Regions from separate parts of the Homo sapiens genome. Here region 1 is linked to region 2. A link is an interaction called in ENCODE POLR2A ChIA-PET data of the cell type or tissue named here. Cell type or tissue: Caco-2. All regions are shown on one strand. Links, peaks and the distances in the headings refer to the core of each region. The heading gives the core; the rest is flanking DNA. Region 1 overlaps KIAA0232. Region 2 holds the start of LOC105374367 (a long non-coding RNA gene).

The links. Peaks named below come from ENCODE experiments on the same cell type or tissue, not always from the same donor. Only the 100,000 strongest peaks of a DNase experiment are listed, where the experiment ranks them.
Region 1: POLR2A ChIA-PET joins it to region 2 with 8 read pairs; 4 of 35 experiments call an interaction of 5 or more read pairs at or near these places.

The regions. Positions count from the first base shown.
Region 1 is chr4:6,841,817-6,844,696 of GRCh38, forward strand. KIAA0232 reads left to right here. Exons shown (of 10, transcript NM_014743.3): 4 at 251-388. Among named protein-coding and RNA genes, the nearest start is that of KIAA0232, 61 kb to the left of the region's middle. In Caco-2, for the core only: no CTCF peak of the experiment used is centred there; no DNase peak of the experiment used is centred there.
Region 2 is chr4:6,762,335-6,765,248 of GRCh38, forward strand. It overlaps LOC105374367 (a long non-coding RNA gene), which reads left to right and starts at 1,174. Exons shown (of 2, transcript XR_925101.3): 1 at 1,174-1,378. RefSeq lists an enhancer at 1,327-1,842. In Caco-2, for the core only: no CTCF peak of the experiment used is centred there; a DNase peak (open chromatin) is centred at 1,394.

The DNA.
Region 1 (2,880 bases), core at 1-2,500, 79 kb after region 2:
TAGAAAACATCCCATGTTTGTGATCAGAAAACAATACTATTAAGATGGCAGTACACCCCAAGTTGTTTTATAGAATCAAGATAATCCGTCTTGGAATGCCAGCTCCCTTCGTCGCAGAAATAGACAAGCCGATCCTAAAACTCGTATGGAAATGCAAGGGGCCTTTTTGTGACTGAGTGTGTGTGGTAGGTGGAACATAGTAGTGTCCAAGTTAGCCCTGGTCATTTAACCTGGTGCAATTTCATTGCAGGAGAATGACATCTTCCTGGGCTGGGAAAAAGGAGCTTATAAGAAATGGGGAAAGAGTAAGAAAAAATGTTCAGATCTAACTCTAGAAGAAATGAAAAAACAGGCTGCTGTCCAGTGTCTTCGATCTGCTTCTGATGAAGTAAGTTTACATTTTGTTTCTAACACTTAAGAGAATAAAAGAAGGGGTGATTTAAGTTTACAAATATGACAACTTGACCTCCAAAAACTGGGAAAACAAAGTACTTATTTATTTTACCAAGTAACATGAACATTACCACTTTTCCTTTATGGTATTTTTCTATATTTTCTGAAGTTTTATATGCTTTTCTTTTATATGTGCTACTCTAATTAAGAGTATACACAAAATTTTATATCCTTTTTCCAACTCGACTATTTCATCCTGTTATTACATTGTCTTTATTCTTTTTAGTGGCTAAGTTGCATTTCATCAAATAATATTTCAACAGCAGTATAATATTATAATATAATCTTTATTACTGGATGTTTACCTTGCTCTTGATTTTTTTTTTTTTTTTTTAAGACAGTGTCTCACTCTGTCGCCCAGGCTGGAGTGCAGTGGTGTGATCTCAACTTACTGCAACCTCTGCCTCCCAGGTTTAAGCGATTCTTGTGCCTCAGCCTCCGGAGTAGCCAGAATTACAGGCACGTGCCACCATGCCTGGCTAATTTTTTTGCATTTTTTAGTAGAGATGGGGTTTCACCATGTTGGCCAGGCTGGTCTTGAACTCCTGATCTCAGGTGATCTGCCTGCCGTGGCCTCCCAAAGTGCTGAGATTATAGGCATGAGCCATCGCGCCCGGCCCGCTCTTGATTTTTCTGTTATGCAGTCTAGAATATGTTATGTGGGGTTTTTCAGTGGTCTGTATTATTACATTTGGATACATTCCTAGAAGGGAATAGCAGTTCAAACACTTCAAAAGTACTGTATTGGCATATGATTTATATATTTTTTGTTTTTAGAAAATATTACAATATTATTTTATTCTTTTAGCATTTCATATAAAATATTTCTCATGTCTTTCAGTTTCCTGAAATAACAAAATAATTAAAAAATATCTTTTGCAGTTAATATTATGAATTCTTATTTTATTATTCACTCTAAGATGTTATCTGTGAGATCGTAACTACTGAAAGAGTCATTTTGCTTTGACCATACTATTTGAGAAGGTATGGTTTAAGTACCTTTATGATGCAAGGCGAAATTGAGTGGATTCTGACCTCCAGAAACTTCCTTCCTGGACTAATTGTTGAATGGTCTAGTGTTGCGATCGTTGGCTTTGTTATCTTTGACAATCTGCAGAAGTTTATTCTGTCTGGCTGCCACTGATGCAAACGGTTTTTAAGGCTTGCTTAGTGTTTCCCACCTTTCTGTTCTCATCCAACTCCTAATTATCTCTGAGGCCAGGAACAGTGGCTCAACACCTGTAATCCCAGGACTTTGGGAGGCCAAGGCGGGCAGATCACCTGAGGTCAGGAGTTCGAGACCAGCCTGGTCCAACATAGTGAAACCCCATCTCTACTAAAAATACAGAAATTAGCTGGGCATGGTGGTGCATGCCTGTAATCCCAGCTACTTCGGAGGCTGAGGCAGGAGAATCACTTGAACCTGGGAGGCAGAGGTTGCAGTGAGCCAGGATCATGCCGCCGCACTCCAACCTGGGCGACAGAGGGAGACTCCATCTCAAGAAAATAAAAAAAGAATTGTCTCTGAAAGCCTGACTCCCCTGGCCATATACTCATGATACATTGTGTATACCTCAAATAACATGGCCTTCACATCCTAAGTTGTAATTATTCATTTGACTGTGCTCACTGGGCGCAAGGACCGTGAGTTACCCATCTTTTTTTTTTTTTTTTTTTTTTTTTTTTTTTTGGCGGAGTCTTGCTCTGTAGCCCAGGCTGAAGTGCAGTGGCGCCATCTCGGCTCACTGCAAGCTCCGCCTCCTGGGTTCATGCCATTCTTCTGCCTCAGCCTCCTGAATAGCTGGGACTACAGGCGCCCGCCACCACGCCCGGCTAATTTTTTGTATTTTTTAGTAGTGATGGGGTATCACCGTGTTAGCCAGGATGGTCTCCATCTCCTGACCTCGTGATCCGTCTGCCTCAGCCTCCCAAAGTGCTGGGATTACAGGCGTGAGCCACCGCACCCGACCAAGTTACCCATCGTTTTTATCTCCTACTGCCTAGCACAGTGAGTGCTTATCACATGAAAGGTACTGATTTTTTTAAAATGAATCTAACATTCATTTTTAAAAAAGCCTACCCTTTCATCCAATTATTTTTTCTCTTCCCAGCTGTTTTCTTCTCCCCCACCTCTGATTTTTTAACTTCTTAATTTCTTTTTCTTTTTCTTTTCTTTTTTCTTTTTTTGAGACGACAGAGTCTTACTCTATTGCCCAGGCTGGAATGCAGTGACGCAAACCTGGCTCACTGCAACCTCCTGGGTTCAAGCGATTCTCCTGCCTCAGCCTCCCGAGTAGCTGGGATTGCAGGCATCCGCCACCACACCCAGCTAATTTTTGTATTTTTAGTAGAGATGGGGTTTCACTGTGTTGGCCAGGCTGGTCTCAAACTCCTGACCTCAGGTGATCCACCTGCTTCCACCTCCTG
Region 2 (2,914 bases), core at 112-2,611:
ACATGTTAACTATAAATGTATCTTCTGCATCAAGTTATCCACAGCACCTGGCTCTGAGTAAGCACTGAATGAATGTTAGCTATTTTTTCATTGCTCTGATGTGCTACAGTGGTTTTAAAGCATGGCCCTGAAATCTTCCGTACTTATCGCCATGAGGTGTGGGTTCTGGGTCCCTGCCTCTTGACCAGGCGGGCTTGTGACTGCTTCAACTGAAAAATACCAAGGAAGCTCGCCTTGTGTGGGTGGGGGGAAGCTACCTCACCTCTTGCTGTGGTCTGAATGTCTGTGTCCCCCAAAATTCTTATGTTGGAATCCTAACTCCCAAGATGATGGTGTTAGGGGGTGGGGCCTTTGGGAGGCGATTTGCTCGTGAGAGGGGACCCCTGTGAATGGGATTGGTGCCCTCATAAAACAGACACCAGGCCGGGCGCGGTGGCCCACATCTGTAATCCCAGCACTTTGGGACGCTGAGGTGGGCGAATCACAAGGTCAAGAGATGGAGACCATCCTGGCCAAAATGGTGAAACCCCGTCTCTACTAAAAAATACAAAAATTAGCCACGTTTGGTGGTGGGTGCCTGTAGCCCCAGCTACTCGGGAGGCTGAGGCAGGAGAACTGCTTGAACCGGGGAAGCAGAGGTCACAGTGAGCTGGGATCGCGCCACTGCACTCCAGCCTGGGCGACAGAGCGAGACTCTGTCTCAAAAAAAAAAAAAAGAAAAAGAAAAAGGAAAAAAAAAACAGACACCAAAGAGCTCCCTGGCTCCTTCTCCTGGATGAGGAGGACCCAGTAAGAAGGCACCTCTGTGAACCAGGACGCAGGTCCTCAGTAGACACCAAAACTGCCAGCGCCTTGATTTTGGACTTCCAGCATCCAGAATTCTGAGAAATCAACTTCTGTTGTCTGAGTCTGTAGTCTTTTGTTAATAGCCTGAACAGACTGAAACACCTCTCTAGGTTTACTCAAAGAGGAGATGATGGAGGTCCCTTCCTCCCAAGATGCCTACACAGGATAGAGAGGGCGCATGCAGGCAGAGCGAGTGGCTGGCACCATGAGCCATCTCCATCTCCTCAACCTGGGTATCAGCCCTTGCCCCTCCCAGGCCAGCTGCATGTGGCCACTCCTTGTTCCTGTGTGTCCCTTGGCTCACACCCCTTACCACACCCCCTTTTCCTCTCTTCCACAAGCACAACCCTTCTTCAGACGTCCATATACACTTCTCCCAAAATCCTGTGCTTAACACATTGTTACTGAGCACACAGGCGTGCTGGGGCAAGCGACGCCTGGGAATATGAAGCGAACGCCACACACTAGAACGCGCCCTGGGAGCTGGCCTCCGGTGGGGGACGCAGGTGTTGAAGACATAACCGCATGACCGGTGAGTTCATCACGATCTTGCCGAAGGCTATGAAGGAAAGTTCCAGGGGAGGAAGTGCACAGCCTGTGGGCCAGGGAAGGCTTTGCAGAGAGAAAGTGGGTCAGTGAACTGCACAGAGGAAGGAGGCAGGGCTGGTGAGTGAGGGTACGATGAGGACAGGACACACAGCACAGAAATGCTATCCCACAGCAGGGAGACCCACCTAGCCCACCGCCTCTATGCGCCTCTATTCCCCACCCATTTTGTAATTAAAGCCAAGAAATAAAAAATAAAAAAAGAGCCAGCCTGAATCCACACATATGTTCAGAAACAGGCCAGGCACACTGGCTCACACCTGTAATCCCAGCACTTTGGGGGCAACAGAGTGAGACTCTGTCTCAAAACAAACAAACACAACAACAACAACAACAACCCAGAAACGGCCGAAAACAAATCTATGGTGTTAGGAATCTGAACAGGAGTTGCCCTTTGGAGGGGTCGGCTGCGAAGGGGTGTGAGGGAGCATTCTGGGCGTGGGAATTTCTATGTCTTGACTGGAGTGGTTGGTAGCAAGAGTGAACGCATTTGATGCAACTGCATTTTACACCATGTAATTGTACCTAAAAAGAAAGAGAGAGAGAGAGATGGTGGGGAGTGGGGAAAGAGAAAGGAAGGACACGTGGACGAAAGCAAGAGGCAATAAGATAATATGAAATGAAGTGCTGGAAAAAAAAATAAAGGAGTCAGCCTCGTGGCCTCACACAGGTTTAATTTTTCTGAGCCTCAGTTTCTCCATTCATAAAATGGAATAATCGCCTGACCTCCTAGAGCTCCATGGGCCTAGAAGTTTCTGCCCACAGTGTCTGGTAGACAGGGGTACTTGGTCGTCAGTCCCCTCCCTCTGTTCCTTTCTGGACTGCATCATCCTCACCCACAAAACAGGGATGAGGACCTGATGACGGCCAAGAAAAGCCCCAGGTGGCTTCCCAGGGATCTCTGCCTGTGACTGACCTCCCCATTCCTGTTGCCTGCCTTGGCTATATCAATCTTCAAAACATGCCTTTTTAGCCAGGTGTGGTGGCTAACACCTGTAATCCCAGCATTTTGGGAGGCTGAGGCTAGAGGATCACTTGAGCCCAAGAGTTCAAGAGCAGCCTGAGCAACAAAGTGAGACCCCATTTCTACAAAAAAAAAAAAAAAATCAAAAAATTAGTTGGACATGGTGGCAGGCACCTGTGGTTCCAGTTACTTAGGAGGCTGAGGTGGGGGAATTGCTTGAGCCCAGGAGGTGGAGGCTGCAGTGAGCCATGACTGCAACACCATACCCAGCCTGGGTGACACAGTGAGATGCTGTCTCAAAATAAATAAAAACAAAACAAAACAAAACACCTCAAAACATTCCTTTTCGTTTGCTTCCTAGAACTGTCTGCCACCAACTTGTACTAACTTCCGTCTCTCACCTGGGACCGTGCAGCCAGCAGCTCCTCCTGCAAGGGATCATGGCTTACCACCATCCACCCCAATGTCTCGGAGCTGCCTCATTCTGCAGGAGGAGGC